3 separate regions of the Mus musculus genome follow, and all the other regions are linked to region 2. The links are chromatin loops, found by intact Hi-C in ENCODE. Cell type or tissue: left cerebral cortex. All regions are shown on one strand. Each heading gives the region's core, and the rest is flanking DNA. Links, peaks and the distances in the headings are about the cores only. Region 1 has its middle 19 kb from the start of Mepe. Region 2 holds the start of Spp1 (secreted phosphoprotein 1). Region 3 has its middle 33 kb from the start of Mepe.

What was found. A loop is a pair of places that touch in the nucleus more often than their neighbours do. Peaks named below come from ENCODE experiments on the same cell type or tissue, not always from the same donor. Only the 100,000 strongest peaks of a DNase experiment are listed, where the experiment ranks them.
Region 1: a loop joins it to region 2, with 8 times the contacts of the local background. A loop is called at or near these places in 21 of 42 quality-filtered maps.
Region 3: a loop joins it to region 2, with 2.8 times the contacts of the local background. A loop is called at or near these places in 21 of 42 quality-filtered maps.

Annotation. Positions count from the first base shown.
Region 1 is chr5:104,339,630-104,348,126 of GRCm38, forward strand. No RefSeq gene overlaps it. Among named protein-coding and RNA genes, the nearest start is that of Mepe, 19 kb to the left of the region's middle. In left cerebral cortex, for the core only: CTCF peaks have their summits at 496 (motif pointing left), 3,446 and 5,392 (motif pointing right); DNase peaks (open chromatin) are centred at 462, 766, 3,470, 5,064 and 1 more place; H3K4me3 peaks cover 209 bases.
Region 2 is chr5:104,429,469-104,437,965 of GRCm38, forward strand. It overlaps Spp1 (secreted phosphoprotein 1), which reads left to right and starts at 5,643. Exons shown (of 7, transcript NM_009263.3): 1 at 5,643-5,728; 2 at 6,907-6,974; 3 at 7,073-7,108; 4 at 8,187-8,267. The coding sequence starts at 6,921. RefSeq lists promoters at 125-5,665, 4,208-5,688, 4,739-5,729, a cis regulatory region at 4,245-4,259 and enhancers at 4,909-4,936, 4,941-4,949, 5,567-5,613, 6,425-6,744, 6,494-6,530. In left cerebral cortex, for the core only: a CTCF peak has its summit at 3,668 (motif pointing left); a DNase peak (open chromatin) is centred at 3,609.
Region 3 is chr5:104,354,440-104,362,936 of GRCm38, forward strand. No RefSeq gene overlaps it. Among named protein-coding and RNA genes, the nearest start is that of Mepe, 33 kb to the left of the region's middle. In left cerebral cortex, for the core only: no CTCF peak of the experiment used is centred there; DNase peaks (open chromatin) are centred at 4,350 and 5,143; H3K27ac peaks cover 415 bases.

The DNA of each region.
Region 1 (8,497 bases), core at 217-8,216, 90 kb before region 2:
AATAAGTTGAAAACAGCTCAGCATCTTTTACACAGGAACGGTCTGAGCACATGGAAACTCTTGAGATGGCAAGAGAAAGCTAAGTCGGTGGAGAAAGCAGATGCTGTCTTAGGTCCAGGTCCTGACTTCTCTGTTTTCTAGGGGACAGTTCCCTTGTTAGAGTGTTCCCCCTTCCCCATGTTTGAGCACACATGAACAGCCCTTCAAGGCACCTGCAAGGGTTATATCTGCTGCCTTGTAAGGGAACTGGAACGCCTTCACAATGTGCTGTTCTTAAATACACACGTGTACAGATCCAGTCCTGCAGAAGCCCACAGGACCCTCCCCCATCAGACAGGCTGCTCGTTCTCTCCGCTCTCGTGTTTCAGCAGGACCATCCTCACTGAAAAGTAACCTTGCATGGTCTCCAAAACGGACAGGTTTAGCCTCTCCTAGTTGCCTTTCAAAGGATGAGGAACATAGATACAGCCTGCCACCTTGTGCCCAACAAGAAGAACTGCCCATTCCCGGGAGAATCAGGGGTCTACCGTTTTATTTGCCTGCGGACAGTGCACTTCCTCCAAGCCACGTGCCTGGGTTTCTCCGAAAAATCAGGGAAGACTACCTGATACTGTTTAGCTTAACAAAACCCACAAAATGAGCACAATTTACAAAATTCTGTGAAGATTAAAAGGGAAGAAATACTCATGAGCTACTAAGTGGATAATGTAACTAAAGAGAAAGGTGATCAAGAATAAAGCATCAGACTTGGGGATAGCTTAGTAGATAAAGTGTCTACTGCTCATGCGTGAGGACCTGAGTTACCTTAGCAATGAGTGGGTGGAGTCAAAACAAGTGAATCCGCAGAGCTCATTTATTGATGGGATTTATTGATGAGCTAGATTTATTGATGAGCTCCAAGTTCAGTGGGAGACTTTGTATCAAAAATAGAAGATGGAGAACAACAGTGCAAGATATCTGAAGCTAATCTTTGGCCTACTCACACACACACCGTGTACATGCACACCCTTGCTGATACACACGTACACTCTTAAGTACCTGTACAGACATCACATAGATGTGTGCTTGTGCGCATGCGCATGGGTATACACACACACACACACACACACACACACACACACACACACACAGAGGAGGGGAGAGAGAGGGAGAGGGAGAGGGAGAGGGAGAGGGAGAGGGAGAGGGAGAGGGAGAGGGAGAGGGAGAGGGAGAGGGAGAGGGAGAGGGAGAGGGAGAGGGAGAGGGAGAGGGAGAGGGAGAGGGAGAGGGAGAGGGGTCAGAGGTGCCTAGTTCAATACTAAAAAGCCATAAAGGAGTTCCTTTAAAAACATGTAGACAGACCTCTACTGGTAAATAAGAACTTTGAAGTTGGTGGCTTTAGATTGTAGAGCATGCATTTTAGAGTTTAAGAAAGATCACTTCAGTTAGAGGACGGGGAGGCAGCAGTGATGAGCAGGGCGCTTCAGAGAGCAAGACAGAGGGAGACTCATGCTTATCATAGATACAAGGGCACTGGACAGGAGCGGCCAGGAACTGCAAGTGGGCCCCACCACTCAATAGACAGTGCTTTAAAGCATGAGGTAGTTGATTGTATTTGTCCCATGCTTAGAAATGTGGCTGTTGGCTATATTTGAATTTTCACAGTTTAAGTTGCTAATGGATTAGTAACAAAAGTTAAATTATCTTAATTTAAGCTTATTTGCTTAGGACAATGAGGCAGAGGGAGTCTGGAAGCTGTGGGTGTTGTGTTATATTAAATCAAGCAGTCATTTTGCAGTGTTGCTTCTGATGGGGGTGGTCTGGCACCAGTCTTGGAATAGCATGTATGATATAAGGTCGTGAATAGAGAATCTGCTGTTTTGATTGTAACAAGTTCCTCAAGTGATTATGATTATATTTGAATGAGTATATTCCAAATTTAAAATTACTGCCTTGGGTGTCTTTTCCAGTGACTATGAAATCACTTTTCTGGGTCTCCCATGGCCCACGGACAATCAAGACTTCTTACTAATTTGATTCTGTGGGCATAGTTCCATCTCTGATGAAAATAGCTGATCTTTATAGATATTTCACAGCAAGAAATAATAAAAAAGAATCAAGGCTCTTGGGCAGCAGCCATCGTTGGAAGTGTATGTGTCTCTACCCTAGCTCACAATTCTGTGCACAACGACCTGCTAGCTATCAAGCGTGAGTGTTGCTGGCCTTGTACTGAATGGTCGATTAGACAGGATATCCCAAATTGCTCAACACCATGTGTCTCTGTGAAAGACAGAAGGGAATGTGAGGAGAAGTCAGGAGGGAACTAAGGTGGCGCTCACTCTTGTAAAGGAGCAAGAGTTATGCATGCCGATGACAGTGGCATCTCCTGCTTCACATTGCTCAAAGCTCCGAGTGCTGACAAGAACTACTTACTGTGATAAGAAACTTTAGTCAGTACAATTTTTCATAGTGTTCCTTGAGTGTGTGGGACTCCTCTGTCTTGGTCCTTGGTTAATGTTGAAGCTCGCTAGTCCACAAGAGTCCAGATTATCAAACACTATGAGCCCTTCTCAGGCATGGGTCCCAGTCACAGCCAGACTTCAAAGCAAGCAACAGGTGGAATGAAGATGGAGTGTCCCCGTGTGAATGCTCCCTTGCTCCCCACGACCACAGGCAACCACCGCAAACAAGCCCCTCTCCAACTCTTGGAGGTGGCACAAGGTTTGCTCAGAGCACCCAAGTGAATGAAGTGTCTTCATTATTTCAGCTCACTCTTGCTTGTTAAGCTATGACTTACTAAAAAGCTTAGAAAACAAGCCTTTGGTCTGCTGGTATGGATTTATTTTATGAAATAATATCTCTGACCACAAAAGTAGAATTCTAAAAGTAAATATATAAAAGCAGTAAAGTAAATAAAATAAAAAGTAAATATACATAAATAGTAGAATAAAGTTTAAAAGGTAAATATATAATAAGTAAAATTAGAAAAATTAGAAAAATGCAAAGGAAAAACTGTATTTTACTGTTTTATAGTCCTTTGTCTACAGAATTCTTACATGTCTTGTAAGAAAACAACAGCAAACTTTCTACTCCTCTTGGCATCCTCTAATCTTACTTTATCTCAGAAAATGTTTTATACTAATGGCTTTGTCCAGCAATGGGTTGAGATGTAAGTATCATAAGCCAAGCTATTACTCAGTGATTCACACGCATCCTGATTGATGCTGTTTTCAGCCTACAGCCTGAGGCTCACCATGCCCCATGGACCATCTGTTGCAGAAATCTACCCCCAAGACGGTCCTTGCCTCTTACTCAGACCCCTCCAGGTAAATCCCCTGAAGCTCTCAGGTTCAAAACAAAACAAAACAAAACAACCCCAAGCCTTCCGTGCTCCCACAATAAGCTTCTGATTCCTTGGTCATGCTAGGGATCTATAATTAGGGTCGGTGTCCAGGCGATGGCAGTGTGCAGCTGCCCCGAGAACAGTTCCAAAGAGCTCTAAAGCTGACAGCCAGGGATTGATCAGGAGGTGGCAAACACTCACTTCTCAACAAGTGTTTTGAAATACACTGAGAGTTTTATTCTCATTTTCAATTAAATCTGGAAATTATCTCACTATAGAAAATTCGTTTTTAAAACTTTAAGCACATGCATCCCCAGATACTGGTTCTCCCTCCCTCGGTTGTTCCTTGGTTGCTGTAACTCTTCATCTAAGGGTTGGGTCGTGTGATGTCCCCCTTCCATGTCGGCATGTCCGCTGGTGCTGCCGTTGTTCATGGTTTGTTTAGGCTGCCATACTGTTGCAGTTTCCTGGCCGTAGCTTTCCAATCAGGTGCAGATGTCACAGTCCCACGACGGAATTCCTGGTCTTCTTCCACCGTGTTCTCTGGGCATTGGGTGTAGGGTTGTGTTGTAGATGTGCGGGCTGGGGCTGGGCACTCCACAGTCTGTCAGCTGTTCTCTGTGCTTGGACTCTGGACCTCTGTAGTGGTCTCTGTCTGGTGCTAAAAAGAAGTTCTTTGATGAGGGTGAGAGCTTACACTTACCTGTGGGCATTGAGGTAAGTATAGGGGGGGGGTCACTTTTAGGTTCTAAAAAGTAGTCAGAAATATAATTATATTATATATGTGATATATAATATCTATCTATATAGAGAGGGAGGGAGAGAGAGAGGGAGAAGGAGAGAGAGAGAGGTCATGAATTTGAGGGGGCACAGAGAAGAGGCGATGAGGAACAATATAAAATATAGCACACATGCATGAACTTTAAATAAATAAAATGGAAGCCGATGCCTCTCCTTATAATTTCCAAATTCCATTGTCTTTGAACTCCACGATCAGAAACAAGAGCTCTTGGGTTAGAATAACAAGCGCTGAAATTTCATCCAGTTTTCCTCTGTGTGCCTTTCCTTAGGAAACCCCACACTTCTGTTTCCTTATATAAATGATGGAATTTATTTTAATTGAAAATATCTCTTCTTTCTTACTCATATCTGGATCTTATTAAAACCCCACCAGCCATGCTCAGTTTGGGGATGCTGGCTGCCTCTACCACACCCCATCCCCACACCTATCACCACCACACCCTATCACCATGGTTCCTTCCTCCTTACAGTTCAGTCCTTAGAGATACGTAGGCTCTTTAAAGGAACCTGAGAGTCATCTGGTCCTAAGCACTTTTTTTCTATCCCCAATTGCTCCTAATTCTTCTATTTTCATACTTATTCTTTTAAAATATTTATTTAATTATTTATATATAATACATTACATATTATACTATACAAATTATTTATTTATGCACACACACACACACACACACATATATATATGTGTGTGTGTGTGTGTGTGTGTGTGTATACAAAGTGTACCCTAGTGTATATAGTGTACCACCTGTGTGCAGAAGCCGTGGATGTTAGAAGAGAGCACCAGGTCCCTTGAAACTAGAGTTATAGGTGATTGTGAGCCACTTTGTGCATTCTGGGTCCTCAGGAACTGCAGCCAGTGCTCTTAGAGGCTGAGCCATCTCTCCAGCCCACATGCGTATTTCTACAGAGATGTCTGGACGTGTGGCTCTGTGCAAGTGTGTCACTGCGCATGTGTGGCACTGCGTGGAGTGACTCATTATCTTTCCATGTGTGTCATCAGTTTTCTTTCCTTCTCCTCATTCACTTAAACAAGTTTCTGTCACTTCTCATGTGACCTTCAAATACACTTGTCATCTCCAGGTGTACAAGCGCAGTGATCTAAATATTTGGCCGCACACGGTGTGACGGTTACTTCCTTTATTTTGGCCACTCATATTAATAATCCTGAATTGCATTAAGCTTTTTTAAATGTATTTTTATTTAAGTTATGTGTCTATGGGGAGAAGGTCTCTGTAAGTAGGAGTGCATTTGCCTGTTGTGTCCAAAAGAGGGTGCTGTAAGCCACCCACGTGGGTCCTGGGAACCAAACTCAGGACCCCTGCAGTAGAATTCTTGCTCTGAGCCACTGCAGCCCCTGATTTCTTGACAGCTACAAGTCTATGTTTTGATGCCTGTGCCAAGGCCTTAAATTCAGTTTGAACTAATACCAGCTTCTCTTAATTCTACTTAATTTCTAATTTTAAAATGACCAATCTCTTTCAAAAGAGAAAATTAAGGCAAACCCAACCTTGCTAATCTTAGCTGGTTTTATTTGCAGCTTTGGGATCAGGCCGTGGCAACTCAGAAATGGTTTGAAAGGCCCCACACACAACATGTGCTGGTTGGCTTTATAAGTGAAAAGGAAGTGACCTGCAGGAAGTAGAGATGATGTTAATTTAGCCCAGCTGCGGTGACCAGCTGTGTTTAACCTGGCATGAACGGCTGTCTGGCTCTCCTTTGAGTTCAGCAGCTATGACTGTATTGCTGCAAGAGTTGGCTGCAGTCTGTTAGGATAGCAAGTTAGGTTATGGTTCCCTCTGTGCAGAGAAACCATTACGCCAAACATGAAGTAAGGACAGAGAAAGTTTGAAGCCACGTCTAGCATGATATAACGTTTCTTCACATTTGCTTGCTCTTCACATTTACTGGCTCTATCCTGAGGTCATGGGATATCACACACTCTCGGAAGCAAAAGAAAATGGTTGGATTTGCTACTGCTGTTTCATCCCAGTGGTTTTGAGCTCTAATTTTGTGATCCTATATATTAACTATCATTCCTACCTATCAATATGCAGTTGTTTCTCTACTGTTTATCTCAGTTGTTTGTAAAAATCTTTAACATATAGGGACCAAATGGGGCAGTGCCATATAGCACATTGATGTTGGCTTACCTGTTGGCTGAAGCTAATCCATCCATCAGTATCTTTTGAGTGCAGCTAACTATAAGTAGGTCTCTGTTATTGTTTTGAGAGAGAGAGTAGGTCTACAATCTGAACTCACAACACTGCCTAAGTCTGTATCACCAGTCCTATAACCAAATAATAAAATCAGACTATCTCCAAAATAATATTAACATGTGATTACTTGAGACTTAAGGACCTATAGACTACCTTTACTTGTGGGAAAGAAGGGGTCCTATTCCATTAACTTCTTAGGAATTGTGACTAAAATACCTAGACATATTTCAAACAAACAAAAAACCCAACACCATGAAAGTAAATGGAATTATTGTCCAGAAGCTTAAGGTCCAAAGAGTGACAGGTGGTAGATATCCGAGTTTTCTTCTTTCCCTTATGTATCCCACATTTGAAGCTATGTCATTGGCTAATGTGTTAGAAAGTACAGACAAAAATAAAACTGAAAAGCCAGCAAATTTCTTACACCCATCACCCAAGGAAACAGGAAAGGGACAGCAGGGGCAGGACTGGAAACTTTAGGCAATAACCATCCTCCTGCAGCCAGACACCACAGCACCACAGAAGGAAGGGACCCCACCTATGCAGGCCAACACTGAGGGAAGTCTAGACTTTCCACCCTTAAGAATCCATACAGGTATTCCAACTCCATGGCCACCAGCACCTAGATTCTGCCAAACTGCTAAGGAAATGGCCAAGACTCTCATCCCAGCCAAAGAGCTGGCTGTGTGGCATCAGTGGAGGACATGTGGGAAGTCTGGACTCTACCAACTCTCGCAAGGCCCCGTTGCAATAGGAGGGCCAGTGGAGAATCAGGGCTATGACCACTGCTCCAAAGTAATGATATCACCTATTCATGGTGCCAGTGGGGACTGTGCTGGGAGCTGGGAATGCCAGCACGGCCTGGAGTAATGAGCAGCTCACTCCACAATCACACACATGACTATACATGGATGCCAAGGGAGTGCTGACAGGGAGCCTAGGCTTCTATCCCTACCTATCATTGATTCCACTGAAAACACCACAAAACAGAAGTTTAACTGAATGCAAGGATCCTGGGAAGATGTTTCCATTGGTAAAGAGCACACTGTGCAACTTCGAGAACCTGGGATCAGATTCCTAGCATTTAAATAAAAAGACATGCATGACACTATATGTCTGTGATCCCAGAAGAAAGGAAGTGGGGATATATGGAGCTTCAGAGTTCATTAGGCAATGACCGTAACATGATCAGTGAGTTCTAGATCCAATGAGAGAGAATCTGTCTCAAAGAATAATATGCAGTGAGGTGAAGACCTGAGTGTGTACTCACATGCATGCTCATATGCACACACACACACGACACATATAGTCACAGTCTCAGAATATGTTCTGGAATATATATCCATGGCTTTAATGAAAAGCTGCCATCATCCTGTGAAGACGGCAATAAACCATACACATCAGCGCTAACATGAAGAATGTTAGGACCCAAAACATCATGAGACAGGAATGATAAAAAGGCCCCAGGGAGAAAGTGGTGAAGTAGAGAGAGACTCAGTCCAAAAGCAGAAGATCCATGCAGAAATGTTACAATCGAAAAATATTACTGAAAAGTTTGAAAGTTCAGTGGACAAGAAGGAAGGAGGGAATCCAAGAGAGGGTTGTGAAGCTGGAAAAGAAGACGAGAGAGATTATCAAGTCTCAACAGAGAGAAATATCCTGAGAAACATGCGACCCATGGAAACCAATCAGAACCCAAGCAATCACGGTAAAGATGCTCTGGGACCTCTGAGGTGTGACAAAAGCTCTAATCTTTGTGTCATTTAGGTTTCGGGGGCAGGGGGAAAGGGCAGAGCTGAAAAGGTATTTGGAGAAATAATGGGTAAAATGTGCTACCACGTTTGGCAAAAGATAAGAGCCTAAAAATTCAGGATATTATCAAAAATGGGGGGGGAACATAACAAATGCTAGCAAGAGCACAAAGAAAGAAGAGTTCTCACACCATTGCTGGACTGTTACATGGAATAGCCATTATGGAAAGCAACTTCACCAAACAACTAGAAATAGGACTGTCATGTGACTCAGGAATCCCACGGCCGAGCATGTATCCGAAAGAGCAGAAAGCAGCAGTGTGTTAAAGATATTTACGCGATTACATGTTCATTGCAACATTGCTCTCAATAGCCAACACATTAATCAACTGAAGTGTCCACAGGTA
Region 2 (8,497 bases), core at 363-8,362:
ATAGAACTTTAGAGCTGAAACCGACTTTGAAATAATCCAGATCAATACTGTCAAGAAACGAACCAGTGGAGGAATTTCCCAGGATCCTCTAGGAAATGGGAGAAACTGAGAGTTCTTTTCCATGGGATCCAGAAAAGATGGTGAAGATGGGGCTTTATGAAAGCAACAGAAAAAAATCTTTCAGGAATCACCAGTGCTGCATAGAAATGACAGACATTTTATGATAGAAGATTAATTTATTCATTCACTGAATGAATTCTGACATGTAACCTACAGAAACACATCATAGAATTTATATTATATTAATGATTCAAACATTAAAGAAAAAAATCAAACTTGTGCTGCAATTATTTATGTCCTGTATTTGTATGGGGAGAGGATATTAACGTAAGCATCCCTCAACAGCAAACAAGAAAATGCCTCTAGGGTAGGTGGACCTTGAAAATATCCACCTTAGCCTCTTTCCTGGGGTCCAGATTTTGTCTCTTTCTCTTTTTTGTTGTTGTTGTTGTTGTCGTTCTACACTAAAATGATCACATTCTTATATTAACTTACCATGGATTATCTACCAAAGATTACTTAAACATCAAGTTTTAACAAGTATTCTCTTAAATTGATTTCATAGAATGTTTTTGTCCCTTTATTCATTCTGCAAAACATCTGTCATTATTTCTTATTGATCCAGTTGGATGTCTGCACAAATGAGAGCCTGCGGCTGCTATCTTCTTTTCTGAAGCAGAGACTTCTCTCTTCAGAATCTCTGTATTCACCAGAGCCCGCCTCACTGTTGCTATAGGTGTGAAGTTCTCTGCGCCTATGTTGGATGCTGGATGAGAAGGGGGACTTCCTTTCCGGTCAAATCCCACAATGCTCTTTAAGTGACAGTTTGGGTAGAAGATGTTGACTATGACCCTTGCTGTCCACATCCCACAGTTTCCTTCTCAACCACACTTCCTTAACCCCAGTGGCTACACGAGTTTCAAATGTCATTTCATTTTCACGAGTATTCAACCCGTCAGTATAGGAATATATCATTTGAGAAAATAAATCTACTTTAAGGGGACTTCAACATGAAGAACGTTAATGTGTCCCCATTATGAATAATGACACATACATACATACATACATACACACATACATACATAAATATTAGAAAGTGGAACTGTATCTCAGTAGTAGAGCATGAGACTGTTTCAGTGTAGAACAGGAAGCCAATCAGAAGAGAAGGTTGGATGGCTCTAGTTCCTTGGGTTCAGTCCTAAGCACTGTTAGGAAGAAGGATGTGGAGAAGTAGAGGAGGAGGAAGGGGAGGAGGAGGAGGGGTAGAGAAGAAAGACAGAAGGAGTAAGGGAAAAGAGGAATAGGGGAGAAACAGGAAGAGGAGATGTAGGGGAGGGAGAGGAGGAAGGAGAGGAGGAAGAGGAGGAAGGAGAGGAGGGAGAGGAGAAGGGTAGGGAAGAGGAAAGTCGAAAGGAGTAAGGGAAGAAGAGGAATAGAGAAAGAGGAAGAGGAGGAAGAGGAGGAAGGGAAGGAGGAAAAGGAAGAAGGAGAGGAGAAAGAAGAGGAAGGGAAGGAGGGAGTTAGAAGGAGACAGTGGGGGAAGAGAGAGATAGTGAAGTACTAATAAGGAATAAGGAGGAGGGCTCCTTCATACACAGCTGGGAGCATAAATGAGTTTAATCACTCCACTGTAGGAATCAGCAATCAGCATGGGACTTTCTAAAACAAGCAATCTAGGAGGGCAAGGTGGCGTGTCTGCAGTGTATTAACTTAGGCAAGGTGGTGTGCATGCCTTTAATCCCAGCACTAGGGAGACAGAGAGGTGTAGGTCTGAGCTTGCTTGAAGGCATCCTGCTTGACAAAGCAAGTTCCAGGACAGCCTGGACTGTTGCACAGAGAAATGCTATCTCAAAAATGAAAATAAGCAAAAACCCCTAAAAGTAGAAAGACCACATGACACAGATATGCTATATGCTCAAGTTAACACAACACAGAAGTATCTTCAGCTCATATTTCCTGCAATACTATTCACAGTGCACCAGTGCCTTGTATGTGTGTGTGTGTGTGTCTATGTGTCTGTGTGTACGTATTTGTGTGTGTCTGTGTGTGTATGTCTGTGTGTGTATCTGTGTGTACGCGTTTGTGTGTGTGCCTGTGTATGTGTGCATGTGTATGCATGTGTGTGCATGTGTGGGTGTCTATGGGTCTGTGTGTCTATGTGTCTGTGTCTATGTATCTGTGTGTACGTATTTGTGTGTGTGTGTGTGTGTGTGTGTGTGTATGACCGTGAGAGAAGAGAAAGAAGTCTGAAGGAAGCAGTGAGATAAGATGGAGAGTGATAGACTTGATGTTACTTATTATGCAAGCAGAAGGGAAGACTCCTTGGGGGGCCAACAAAAGGTGACAAGAGAAAGAGGGAAAGGAAAGTCTGGGGAGAAAGAATAAAAATGTGTAATCATATACATGCATGAATATCACAGTGAAACCTTTCTGTGCCCTAAAACATATAAATTAAAGACATCAATTCAGTGAGGGTTTTTTCCCCCTCTGTAACATATCCTGGGCTTTAAGGTCAATTTTTTTCATTTGTTTTAGTTTAAAATTAATGATTACTCATGTAAGACCACCTTCTATAAGATAAGACCAACTTCTATACGACCACCTTCTATATGACCACCTTCTCGGAGGTGGATTTTGTTGTCTATGGCATTTAACAATGGGATAAAAGAATTTATATTATTTCTTAATACTATTTTCATGTCTGAATCTAAAAATCTCACCCTTTAGTGAATAATGTCTCCTTTCCATAGACTAAACTCCTGACAGGTTAGTTATGCTGGCAAGACAATTCCAAGACATCTGAATCTTTATTTGGGGACAAAATGAATATATGTAACTGAGAAAGCTGTACTATTACAACTGTACTATTACAAACTTCCAGATAAGGTGAATGTCAACTTAAGTGGCATTAAGCATTTAACTTTTCCAGTGATGTGGGAATTTTTATGTAAACAAGAGAACAACAATATTCTTTATGTTTCTATCTAACTTCTTACAGTATTTACATTTTAAGATCACAAATTACCCTTTGCAACTAAACTTCTTTATTTCCACTGACAAGATTTACAAAGAATTTGGGCATTTTAAACTCTTGCTCCTATCTACCAACTGTTAGCTGAGCCTGAGACTTAGAAATACAAGAGCTAACTAACAGTGCTGCATTTAAATTGTTTAATGTGTGAATTCTAAACAACTACAAATTCCCACTCAGGGAAAATGTCAGCAGCATAGTTGGATTCGGAAAGCAAAAGCGCGTGCCTCCTCGAGTTAGAAGAGCGTTTTGTCCTCTGCTTTGCAGAATTGCTCCCAGTGCAAAGCCTCATCCTCAAGGTCGCTGGTATGAGTGTAGGAAGAGGGAAGCAGACAGTCCTGTCGCAATGGGATTGCTGAAGGCATCAACAGAGCGGGACAGAGGTGCTTCGGTTCTCAGGGTCCCTGGCCCTGGTTGCCAACTGGGTCATTGCTGAGAAATACTTCCTTACTCGGCATTCTGGGAAACAGGGTGCATACAGTCGGCCTCTAAGGATGCATTCAGAAAATCTTCGAAGCCTTTGAGGGCTGTCTGTTGCCCTTTCTAGAAATGCTGCCATCGTGTGGCACTTGGGAGTTAGAATGAAAAGGAGTCCTGGAGGGGTCATATGGTTCAGCTCGAGGTGGCGCAGCTCCAGCAAAATCTATTCCTATACCTCCCTAATTCGTGTTGAATCATTCCTGTGGGCGCAGAGTAAACTGCAGTGAAACCCTGTGGACGGCTTGCTGCCTTAGGATTTGTGGAATTTCCCTGAACAACACTGAAAACACAAACTCCAGTGGGTGTTGTGCTTAAAGGGCAAAAACGCTTGTTGTTAGGTTTTTTTCTTTTAAAAGAAATAAGGAGTCTGTTTTTACAACGTTAAAAACCTGTGTGATTTATATTTGATAGTCATAGGAGTCATCTTAATAAAGTGTGTGCTAAGGACCTTCAAAGTAATAATATTAATTCATTTAGAACACATCTATCAAGAGATAACCCAAATGCTCAAAACAGTTTTGTGCTACTTACTCTAACTCTGTAGAAGATTACTTAACCTATATTCATATTAAAAGCAGGGTTTGGCAAGTAGCACTAATATCTAATACAACAAAGGTTTGACTTAACTTTAATCTCAATTTCTGCATGCCTCTTACATTGGAGATGTAAGGTAATAAGCCTGTGTTCTCCATTTCGGGAAAAGAAAGGAAGTAACTGCAGGGCAGTATTAAATATTTAAAGAAGTCTGCTTCACCTATAATTTTATCTCATTTGAATACCTCTTAACTATTCAGTAACGTTTTGTTAATACAAATTTTAAAATCTTTTTAAGTAGCCAACCTTATATATTCCAGGAAATAAAACTCAAAAAAGATAATTCAGAAATATAAGCTGTGTCTTTAAAAAAATATTCAGAGAACCCTTTAACGTGTACAGCTTAAAGATCAATTCAAAGGCATTACAAATTTCAGCTCCTTGCCTCTGCTGAAGATTTCTGTAATAGTTAAAATATACACGTTCTTTAACATGTGGGGGAAGGAGCATTGCAAAATGTGAAGTGCTATCAACTGCACTTACACTAATCCATTGTCCTGTAGATAGACTAAGTGACTTGCCCAAGGTCACACCTGGCACTGCTTACAGAAGGACTGAAAGGCAGTCTGGCTCCTGCAGCTTCCCCACCCAGCAAGCATTCCAGTCTCACAAACTGCTTGCTTAGGCGGGCTCTATCTGGAGTAACCACCTCTTCTGCTCTATATGGCCATTATAGTTTAGATAGCATCAGAACCATCACTCCCAGCTGCTCCAACAGAGCAACAAGGTTCACGAGGTTCACGTCTCTAAAGGTCAGTGGAGGCAGGAGAGGAATTCAGGGTCACTGTGTGGTTTGCACAAAGAGCAAGCGGCTGCATAGCTCAAGTGTCAAAACTGAGTTGTTACTTTGTTTCGTTTTGTTGTGAGGTTTTGTTTCTTTTGTGAGAGGGTCTCACTTTCTGTTGCCCCAACTGACCTGGAACACAGTATGGAGCCGAGGCTAGCCTCAAATTCATGGTGATCTTCCGGAGTACAAAACAGAGCCACTGTGGCCCGGCCAACCTAAGCTACCGAATACAAAGGCAAAAGGGAGGGTCTGAAAGTTCTGCCGAGACAGCAGTTTTCTAGATTTAAGTAAGTCTGAGAGAATCAAATTGTGTATCCATGTGGCCTTTATCTGTAACTTAGATAGGAGAATCCATACCTTTCATCCCCATTGATGTTTTTCTACTAATTCAGTAACTATAAACAAAGTCTCTGTGAGGGTGATCTACTCTTCCTTTCCTTATGGATCCCTGATGCTCTTCCGGGATTCTAAATGCAGTCTATAAATGAAAAGGGTAGTTAATGACATCGTTCATCAGTAATGCTTTGTGTGTGTTTCCTTTTCTTCCTTTTTTTTTTTTTTAACCACAAAACCAGAGGAGGAAGTGTAGGAGCAGGTGGGCCGGGTAGTGGCAAAAACCTCATGACACATCACTCCACCTCCTGATTGGTGGAGACTGTCTGGACCAGCATTTAAATTCTGGGAGGTCTGAGCCACCAGCAGCTCACACTGAAGAAGCATCCTTGCTTGGGTTTGCAGTCTTCTGCGGCAGGCATTCTCGGAGGAAACCAGCCAAGGTAAGCCTGCAGTGGCCCATGAGGCTGCAGTTCTCCTGGCTGAATTCTGAGGGTGAGTCCAGAGAACATTCTTTCAACAGTCGTATTTGTTAGTCAGACTCGTGCTGTTCTGGTCTTTTTGAATAAGCTGGTCAGGTACATTGCAGGTTTCCCGGTATTTTCAAAGCCAGTTGGATGTAGAAGTTAAAATAAATCTAGTTGGTCCTCTAAAGGAGAGAGAGAGATCTGCTAGTAATCTCTCTCTCTCTTTCTCTCTTTCTCTCCCTCTCTCTCTTCCTCTCTCTCCCTCTCTCCCTCCTCTCTCTCTCCCTCCTCTCTCTTCCTCTCTCTCTCCCTCCTCTCTCTCTCTCTCCCTCTCTCCCTCTCTCCCTCTCTCTCCTGTCACACACACATTGTAAAGTTCTATGTATCTTTGGAACAAATGTCTGCATCATTTTAAAGTGGCTGGATGACTGTGGAGACCAGTAAAGGAGGATCCTCTATATTAATATAAACCAGATACAGTTATTTTTAGAAAACTGTCTCACTTCAAAAGAGAACCTTCCTTAATTTCTCGCTTCTGCACTTGGCTTTTACAGTTTTCACTAAGGTCCCTGTGTGATAACACAGACTCATCAACATGCACAGAAAAGCTGTTGCCTGCTCTCAGTGTTTTATTTTTATTATTATTATTATTGTTGTTGTTATTATTATTATTATTAGTCCAAATAGAACATCTTACTCAAATTCAAAGATATCTTTGTTTCTTTCAGCTTTGTATAATGTAAGTTAAAATCACATTTGAAATGCAAATGGAAAAAGCAATTTTCTTTTATCATTCTATTTTCTCTTTTTCTTCCTTGCAGAAAGTACTCTCATGGTAGTTCGTTGCTTTAATTACTCGATTACTGTGAAACAAATCTTGGTGTGGAGCTCTAGAGACATCAGATAGTGGGGGCATAAGCTCTGAGACTCCAGACGTAAAGTTTGGATGAATAGAGTTGTGAAATTGCCCTTTTCCTTGCTAAGGATGAGAGGTGGAGAGGTAGAAAAGGCACACAAATATTGACTCACTGAAATTTTCTCTGAGATGTAGAAAGATTCCATAAATTATTGGTGACTTGGTGGTGATCTAGTGGTGCCAAGAGTGTGTTTGAACCTGACAAGACATCAACTGTGCCTCATAAAATATGTTGCAGGACTAACTACGACCATGAGATTGGCAGTGATTTGCTTTTGCCTGTTTGGCATTGCCTCCTCCCTCCCGGTGAGTACAGCTGAATCTTAGAGAGAATTCTTGAAAACAAATGAATTTTAGCTTTAGCACACTCACACGCATTTCCTTGTCACTTTTCTGTTTTAAAGGTGAAAGTGACTGATTCTGGCAGCTCAGAGGAGAAGGTAAGCACCTCCGGGTTGATCATTTAACTGAAGAATGTTCGCCAGCGTCGCAAAGGTTGCTAGGAACAGCAATTTTTTGTTGCCATTTTATTCATCTATATAATTAGACCTGAGTATTTCAAAGTACTTACTATGTATTTTAGACAGAGACAGTACCAAATCGGCCATTGTTTTTAATAAACAGATTCTCTTATAATTAGATTTTTAATATAATAAAAGCATGTTCTAGACAATTGCTACTTACATAAAGCAGGTCACAGGACCTTGAGTGACTGGTTCTTTCCTGAGTCAGCATGCTTGGAAAATCCTGCAGGCTGACTTTAGAAGGTCACTCAGATGTCAGCTGGAGCTGATCATATGACTATGATATTTACAATACCATCCAAGTCCATCTTGAAAAGAAAAGTCCATTTGTGCTGTTTGGATCTATTAGCTGACTTTAGATCACATTTTCCTAAATGAGAATGAAAACCAAACCAGTACCTTTACATGTTTCAACATAAGACCAGCAGCATTGGCATACCTGTGCCTCCACATAGGTAAGAATATGCTGGTGTAACACAGACCCTGTGCTTGGACAAAAAGGCACACAGAGTTCAGGTCCAAGTGTAGAGCGTCATTGCAGTTTCATTGCTCAGCGAAGACAGTCAGGGAAGCACTTGTGCACAGAATGTGTGAGCTGGTGGTGGGGCTGCCTGTCTTCCAACAGTCTGGAGAACATGGGTGCTCAACTACAATAACAAGATGGGAGAATTAACATTTCCATACAGGAAAGAGAGACCATAACTAGTACTTTAAAATGTCACAAGAGAAATATTTTTAAATACAAGGATGCATTTTAAAAAGAAGTAACAGTATAAGTCATCAAATGGGATTTAGGATGTAGCCGAAAAGCTCAAAAGTCAGTTTTCTAGAATTTCAGCGATGTAGGAGCAGAAGAAAATATTTAAAAAGCCTTTAAGAATATACTCCTAAAGATAAGCACTCGTTGTTCATGTTAAGGTTATGGCTTACAGAGCTCTGTGTTTCTTTTTTTAATAATAGCAAATGCATACTTTTTTTTTTTTTTTTGAAATAGCTTTACAGCCTGCACCCAGATCCTATAGCCACATGGCTGGTGCCTGACCCATCTCAGAAGCAGAATCTCCTTGCGCCACAGGTATTGTGTTTTAATTTCTCAAAACTGAACAGCTGGGCTGGATTGATGGCAGAGCTGTTCTTACAGAGGACCCAGGTTCAGTTCCCAGAACCTAGATATCAGTTCACATTCTTCTTTAACTCCATTCCAGGGGTCTGTTGTAGTCCTCTGATCTCCTTGGGGCTCGGCAGATACATGGAACACTACTACGCATGCAAGCAAAACAGTTACACACAAAAATTAAAGTAAAC
Region 3 (8,497 bases), core at 428-8,427, 75 kb before region 2:
CGCGCCTCTGTATGCAATAGTTACTTATGTACATGCGCACTTGTGCCTTTTGCATTTAAATAGTATTTTTTTCTTCTCTGTGATCCATATGCTCTATTTAGCAGAGCTTGCAAGATACACATTGGAGGAACAAGTGAGAATGGCTGTACCCATTGCTTATTTGTCCTTTGTCTGAGATCGAACAAATACACCGGGTCTGAGAGTGAGTGGGATAAGCAGAGAAGAGCTAAGACTGATGGTGAGCAGCATCGGCCAACTGCAGGTTGAGTTGTAAGAGCAGTAATCACACCCTCTTTCTGCCTTCAGCTTCCTTGTCTGTGTCTGGTACAGCTACCTACCCTCCTAAACCTCTAGGCTGCCTTCACTTATAAATTTTTCAATCTCCTCTCGATAATCTGTGCTTCTTCTGACCCAACTTGAGAATTCTTTTTATTCCTGAGCTGGGAAGTGCTAGCAGCTTAATTTTGTAATCCTCACACTTGCTTTATGTGAAAGACTCATAGTTCAGAGTTGATAAAGTGTTCCTTAGAAGGCCATGTGGATATTAAAAGAGAGCCTTTTTTTTTAAGGACTTTACCCTTGCAGGAGTGAAGGTTTACACATCATAGAAAATGAGCAAGGTAATCTGTAACAAAAATTTCTTCAAATATCCCTAAAGTAATAACAATAATAAATAATAAATAAGCAATACATCTCTACCTTTCCTTGATTCCCTTCTAGCAAGCATGATCTGTTCTGACACACTGGAAACTTGGACAGGGCTTGCTAAGAGCATCTTCATTATCTTTAAATTCCAACTTCTTCTTCACTATCTTTAAATGGCAACCAATGCACGAAGCACAATACCTCCTACCATGCTCCCAGTCAATAAATCTAAGCTGAATTCTCTATTCCAAGTGGTTTTTATGTCATAAATAATTCTACCTTGCTTCTGGCTTTCAGTCTCCATCCATCAATTCAGAAAAGTAAATCTCACGTCATCTTCTCCATGGACTTAAGCAGAGCAGTGGGGCTCCATGTTTCAAAAATCTTGCCTCTAAAGCCGAGGAAACACCTTATTTTATATCGTTACCCAATTCTCTGTGCACGTAAATTATAAAGCCATATGATATGCAGTATAGTAAATGGGAACTCCTGTCTTTATTCACTGTGAACCAAATATGTTCTATACATTTATTTCTTAATTTTGTTAAATAACCATGTTTCTGTAACTCTTCTTGGCTGTGTACCGGTGAAGATCTCGGTGGAGTATGAGGCTGAGGTTGACCGTGAGTTTCCCTTCTGTGACATAGTCTCTGTTTCAGAGCTGAATTTAGAGTTATTATTAATATAACCATCTAGCTCCTCTTATTAAATTTATTTCAAGTCATTTATAACACAGAGGATAGCATAAAATATGCTGGATAGGAGAGAGGGGGAAATGGTTTCTGTGACTTTGCATAAATAATGGGCAACTTTTACTTTACATGATTTCGTTTTCATTTCAGTAATATGGACTTCTTCCCAAAGAGTAACTTAAAATATGTGATCTGCAAACCATATAAACACAGTGTTTTCCAGAGTGCCACTTAGAGTGAACTGTTAGAAAAACAAGCACTCTTTACTTGCCTTCCCCTTAATTCAGGAAGTGGTATTCCAAACCTATGTACAAAAATGGTCAATGACAACACAACTTAAAAAACAAAAATCATCTCACTCTGGACACCAAGTTGGTTTCAAAGGAATGCCAACCCTCCTTCACTAGCTTTCCAAGTCCTGAGATTCCAAGGGCGAGCCATTACACCCAGCTAATACCATCTCTAGACTGCTTCTCTCAGAAATCTCCCAAGGGAAGAAGATAGGCTAAATTTTATGAAGAATACTCATTGTTATAAAAGCACCTAAAACAGCCAATAAGAAAACCAGTGGCAACCAAAACCCAGCCTCTCTACAGATTTCCCTGCAGTCCTAGAACTATTGCAATTGATACCCCTACAGCACGTGCTTAAACGTGGTAGAGGATTTAGAGTTAAGTTGTTTAAGAATTTAATACCCTAGTAGAAACCCTTAAAACAGAGATAAAGTACCTGTGAAAATGAGTTAACTCAGACCATGATAAAATATGAGAGGTAATTCGGAGGGACGCACGGTTCTGGGAACACCTGGATAGTTTCTAAGGCACACAGAGATTGCTGAGAATAAAGACGGCCAGAGAGAGCTTTTCAGTTAAAATTCAAGACTTGACACCTGTGATGGCTACTTTGATTGTTAACTTGATGGATCTAGTGTCACTATGGGAACAAGCTTCTGGACTTGCCTGTGGAGGATTATCCAGAATTAGACTGAGGGTGGGGCCATTGCATGGGTTGGGGTCCTAGACTACTTAAAAGAAAGCTAACCAAGGATCAGACCCTTTCCTGCCTTCTGGACTATGGATGCAAGTAGCCAGCCACCATGAGCTCCTGTGGCATGTCTCCTCTGCAGTGATGGACAGGGAGCTGGAGTGGACCCTTCCTTCGTTAAGTGGATTTTTCAGGTATCTTCTCGTAGCAGTGAGGCAAGTTATTAATACAGCATCACTTTGCTCTCCACGGTGCCCCACGATGACCATGACAGCCTGGTCCAAGCCAGGACAAGCTTCCTTTGGGTGGATTTAGCTAAAGTTTTCCTCAGTATTCACCATGAGCTCAGACTCTAGATGAACATAGAACATAATAGAACAACAAACCATTTGGAAGTTCTGGGGACTTCCTTCAGTTGTTTATAAGTCAGAGAAGAATTATATATTTGGTAGTCTGAGGATGCCACTCTGGCGTCCTTTTAGGCTCCACAGAGATCCCTCCCTTTTTAAATATAGTGGTTGTTTTTGGGTTAGACGCATGTTAAAATATGACACAAATCTTTCCTGGTGGATTGTTTAAAAACACCCAGTTATAATTAAGAAAACAGACACACACACAAATACACAGAGAGAGAGACACACACACACAATGTTGCAAAGGAAGGAAGAGGTTTCTGTAGTAAAGTGAAGACTGGCATTGCCAGTGGTTCACAAACATAATTTAAATCTATTATAAGATCTCAAATCTGTTCCAAATGTTTCTACCAAATCTTCCTTTCACTTTGTGCTAAAACATTTAAAGAGAAGAAAGGTCTTAAATAAAGATTCCGACTTTAAATTATCAGGGTGATGATTCAATAATATTAGTTCCGAGTGACATCTGAAGGTCTCACGAGAGTAATAGGAGATGGAGCTAATGGCATAGCTTTATTTTACTGACTTTTAAAATGCATCCTCCTTTGATCATATTTGTTGTTACTCTCCTGAGGTTCACGGCTCTGTAGCCCACCAAAGAGGAAATGATTCAGAGAAATAGCATGTCCTGTGCTTAGGAGGATGATTTGCAGTTCAACATAGTGTATGTTTATATCTGAAAGTATTCTGAGGTATCTTTACAAATATTAGTAACTAAACAAACTAATCAATTCACAGTTGTTCGCCTTGGGGTAAATATAGTCAGTTGTTTGTTTTGGTTTTAATTGTCATTTACTATGGAAACTCATTGCAAAAAAAATTACAAATGATGAGGAAGCATTTGTTGGTTTAAGCTCTCTTCAGTGAGTCTGTGAGAGGTTGGAAGTATGCAGAGAACAAGGTGCTCTAGTCAGAAAGTCACTGGCACAAAAGAGAAAAGTAAGAGGAAGTCACATGTCATCTGTGTTCCCCTAACTGAGCACTGTTATAGTACAATAGTGTTCTTAAATTTCAAATCTAGGGGAACAAGTTGACCCAAACATGAGCCAGAAGTGAGGCATGGTTAGAAATCTAGGTGCTATCCTCACCTACTTGAGATAAATCATACATACTCCTCCTTGAGATGAGGAGTCCAGGATGAAGGAGGGGAGGTGGCCTTGAGGAAATGACAGTAACTTGGAATGTTTGAATAACTAATACATAAGTGTATATTTCTACTTGGTCTAGAGGCTAATCCTTTTAAGCAGAAATGTCATTGTCAATCTCATTAAGTCTTGTGGACCACAACCCAAAACACTGACCACGGTTGAAGTGTCTGGAAGTTGTGGAAATGAAGAGAATTTAGATGTAAAGGAGTTGACATCTTCCAGGAGAATTTATGAATTTATGGTTTATTGGGCTTTGCTTTCTGTTACAAACAAACAGCAAGCAAACTAACAAACTTACAAACATAACAACAAAATCCTCTGCTTTGGCCAGCTACAAACTATGGAAATCTATAAGCAGTGCTGTGGGCTGAGCTAATCGAAACTCAGGCTTCTGTTTTCCTCTCCTCGGAGCACTGAGACATGTTGCTCTTGTCTTTGCTAAATATAGCCGCTGGCTTCCTGCTACTTTCACAGCTGACTGGAAAATTTCATTATGAAGGTGGAAAGCTAACACCATCATCCGATGAATAAGATGGTCAGCTGATAGCGCTCCTTGCAATGTGGAAAATTTATGTCAATGAGAGGTGCTGAGTGACAGCTAAGTTCGTTAAAGTAGCTCATTAGAGCGACAAGCAAATGCAGGGGATGGCCCTTGCTGTCTCCCTGTGCAGTTACTGCAACCTTGCTTGGTTGGAATCCAAGAAGGGATTCCTTCTCTCCTTATGCAGACCTGTAGCCTTTGCATATGTGATTTTAAGACGCTTTCCTGAGTCTTATCCAGCTCAGGGAGTTGCTTCTTTAAGGATCCTTGATGGGCGTCTGTTAGCATGTTTTTGTTGCATACCCACGGAACAGGCTTCCATTATGTGCAGACCTGTCTTTGTAACTTTGCCCGCATTTCTCTCTTATGAGAAGCCTTCATGCTAACAAAAGCACCTACAGAGTTTTGTCCGAGCAGACATTCATATTCTGTCAACTTTACCTGAAGAATACTCTCATCTCTCATCATCCCAACTGTCAACGAGGAGGTCAGGTCTGCACTCTGCCAGGCTGCTCATTAGATCCAGTGAGAACCGCTTAGTCCCCGGATCAGTTACATAATGTGTATCCTGCCCCAGTGTTGGATCTCCTTCCCACTGACAGAGGTCATTGGGTCAAAACTATAAAATTCCTAATTGCTCCCTACTGACCTGGGTCTGTTGCGTTCAGCACTAAGAGAAGGACTTTCCTTGTGATTGGATACCTGTCGCTGGGAAGATCCCTGTGGAAAGACTGAACTCACACAAAACTCCTCCTCACCATCTGATGTAAAGCTGTAGATATATTTATTCCATTGTGGTGTTGTGTAAAAATAATTGCAATCTCTCCCATCCCTATCTGTTAGTTGTAGAATTATATACTGCTCACTGTCTGACAATACTTTTTCTAACCTGAGAAAGACCTCTCAGCATTAATACATAGACATTTACTTCATACTTTATAAAACTCCTTACTATTCCATTATAGGAATCAAACATTTTTTAGGATTTTTATATTATTATTATTTTATTTTATTTATATCCCAAATGTTGCCCCCTCCTGGTCCTCCCTCCCAGAGTTCGTCCCCCTCCCCTCTCCTCTTTGCTTCTGAGAGGCTCCCCCACCCCCTGCCCCCAGCGCTCCCCTACTCTGGTGCATCACTTTTCTACAGGATTAGCTACATCCTTTTCCACCCAGACCAGACAAGGCAGCCCTCTGCAACATATGTGTCCAGGTGGAGGTGGGGTGTTGCTGGAACCAGTCTGTGTATGCTCTTTGGTTGGTGGCTCAGTCTCAGGAAGTTCCCAGGGGTCCAGGTTACTTAATCCTGTTGTTCTTCCTGTGGGGTTGCTATCCCCTTCAGCTCCTTCAATCCTTCCTCTAACTCTTCCACAGGGGTCCCTGACCTTAATCCAATACTGTGAGTATCTGCATCTGTCTCAGTCAGCTGCTGGGTAGAACCTCTCAGAGGACAGCCATGCTAGGTTCCTGTCTGCAAGCATAACATAGCATCATGAGAGTGTCAGGGTTTGGTGCCCGCCCATGGGATAAATCCTAAGTTGGCCTGGAATCAAATATTACGTAAACAGTCCCTTACTAATTAAAAAAAAAAGTGAGGTTTTGTTCTTCAAATTTTATGAATTTTATATATATTACTTAAACATTTTGTTTATGCGTTTTTGGAAATTTATCTATGAAATGTATTTCCTTCAAGTAGGGTTTTTAGCTTATAGAAATTTCCATGGGTTTATAAATAGTCTTCTTGCATGAAGGTATTTATCACACGTGTGCCTGTGCACGGGCATGTGCCAGTGTGCATGAGGTGAGAAGATAGTTTGCAGGACTCAGTTCTCTCCTTCACTGTGTGGGTCCAAGGGGCTGCGCTCTAGCTGGCAGGCTTGGCGGCAAGGGCCTTTACCCTCTAAGCCTTCTTACCCATCTGGCTTTCAGTTTTGAGAAAATATGCCAGATAGCTCTGCTTCAAAAAAAAAAATCCAAACCTAATTAATTCTTTTACAAAAGATCTATTAACTTATTTCAGAAAATTGTAGGTATGAAAACCAGCCACAAAGATGGAACATGCAAAGGCCTGCTAAAGAGGCAGACATAGTATAAGGGGGACCTTCATAGAGTCCTTCTTTTTAGGGAAGATGGAGAGAAGAACAGTGTCTGATGTCAGTGTATGAAGAGGGTCCTGGTTGGGGGAGAGAGTCAATAAATGGCAGTCAAGAAAATACTGAAGTGTGAGGTCATGACTTTGAATCCCAAGGCAGGTGTGGCAGCTTACAGCTGTGCTCCCAGAGCCAGGGGAGCAGACAAGCCCCAAGCAGACCTGGGGCTCTTTGGCCAGCATGTCTAGTTAAATTGGTAAGCTCCAGGTTCAGTGAGAGATCCTGGCTCGAGAAATAAGGTGGAAAATTATTCAGAAAGACACCTGACACCCTACATGTGTATACATGTGCACACATACACACAACATTGCACACACATAGCCCACGAGTACTCACAAACAAGGGTGAGAAGGTTCTCATAGCCAGGTGTGGAGAGCCGTGCCGTGAGCAATCGTGTGCGTGTCGCCAGTAATTGCTGTGGAGAGCCATGCCGCGAGCAATCACCATTATAAGATGGTGCTGGCCTCTGCTGTGCCTAACTAGTAAGCAAGCCTTGTACGCAGGTACGAGAGTGAACTCACTCCTAGTCACTCCCATTCTTGGGGTGTAATAGTGGGGTGATGGGCGAGCAACGAATCAGGAGCTGTCACGCCATATCAGGTGCTGAAACGTCATGCTGCGGGCTATAAAAGTGGCGCCATTTTCCCGGTTCGGGGTCTTCCTGAAGAAGTAAGCAATAAAGCTTTTGCCGCGGAAGATTCCAGTTTGTTGCATCTTTCTTGCCAGTCGAGTGGGACGCAATAAGTGGCGCCGAGGAACCCGGGAACTACCATCACACTGGCACAAGGAAGATCCCTCGTTCGCGGGGCGGAACCAGAACCGTGGGACAAAAGGCTCTACAAGGTACGTACAATCTTGAACTTTCTCCAGAGTTAGAAGCCCTTTTGATTGTTTGCACGGTGATTACACTTTTCCTTTCGGTTTTGTTTTGCTTCCACTACTGGAATTGCTGACTGGTTCTTAGTCGCGGTCAGGCCTGGACAGCGCCTGGACAGCGACCAGTTTCAGTCGCAGTCAGGACTGGACAGCAGCAGTATGGGAATCTCCCATTCTATAGTAGTGGCCTTACGCTCGGTGCTGAAGCAGTGTGGCCTAAAAATCGCCACTAAGACCTTAGAGGGATTTGTCAGTGAGATAGACCGTGTGGCACCATGGTATGCTTGCTCAGGGTCGTTAACTGTCGCCTCTTGGGACAAACTGAAAGGAGATCTAGTTAGGGAACAGCAGAATGGCAAACTTAAAGCAGGGATCATGCCGTTGTGGAAATTGGTGAAATCGTGTTTAACAGATGAGGATTGTCAGCAAATGGTAGAAGCGGGGCAGAAAGTTCTGGACGAAATTCAAGAAAGTCTATCAGAGGTAGAGCAGGGAGAGAGAGTTAAAAGTAGAGAGGAAACAAAGTGCACTGAAGAATTTAGGCCTTTCCACGGGCCTTGAGCCCAAGGAAAAGAGATATAAAGGAAAGAATGCCTTGGGAGAGATTAGAAAAAGGGATGGAAAGGGAGAGAAGAAGGGAGATCGAGCTGGAGAGGCACATAAGGAAAGGAGCCTCTACCTGCCACTGGATGAGTTTAAGCAGCTAGCTCTTAGTAGCTCAGAATCAGATGAAGGAGTTAGCTCCTCTGAAGAAATGGACTTGGAGGAGGAAGCAGTTCGTTATAAGGGAGAAAGGTACCAGCAAGGTAAAATGCAAGCTACTCAGTCCAGAAAAAGGCCAAAAGCGGCTGGCGAAAGCCAGCTTGCTGCTCAGCCTCCGGACTGTCGGCTTCAGGATCCTAATGTACCTCCGCCTTATGTGCAGAGGCACCATTCAGAGCCTTATGTGCAGAGGTATCATTCAGACTCATTTATTACAAAAGAGGAACAGAGGAAAATGCAACAGGCATTTCCAGTTTTTGAAAGAGATGAGGGAGGGCGTGTTCATG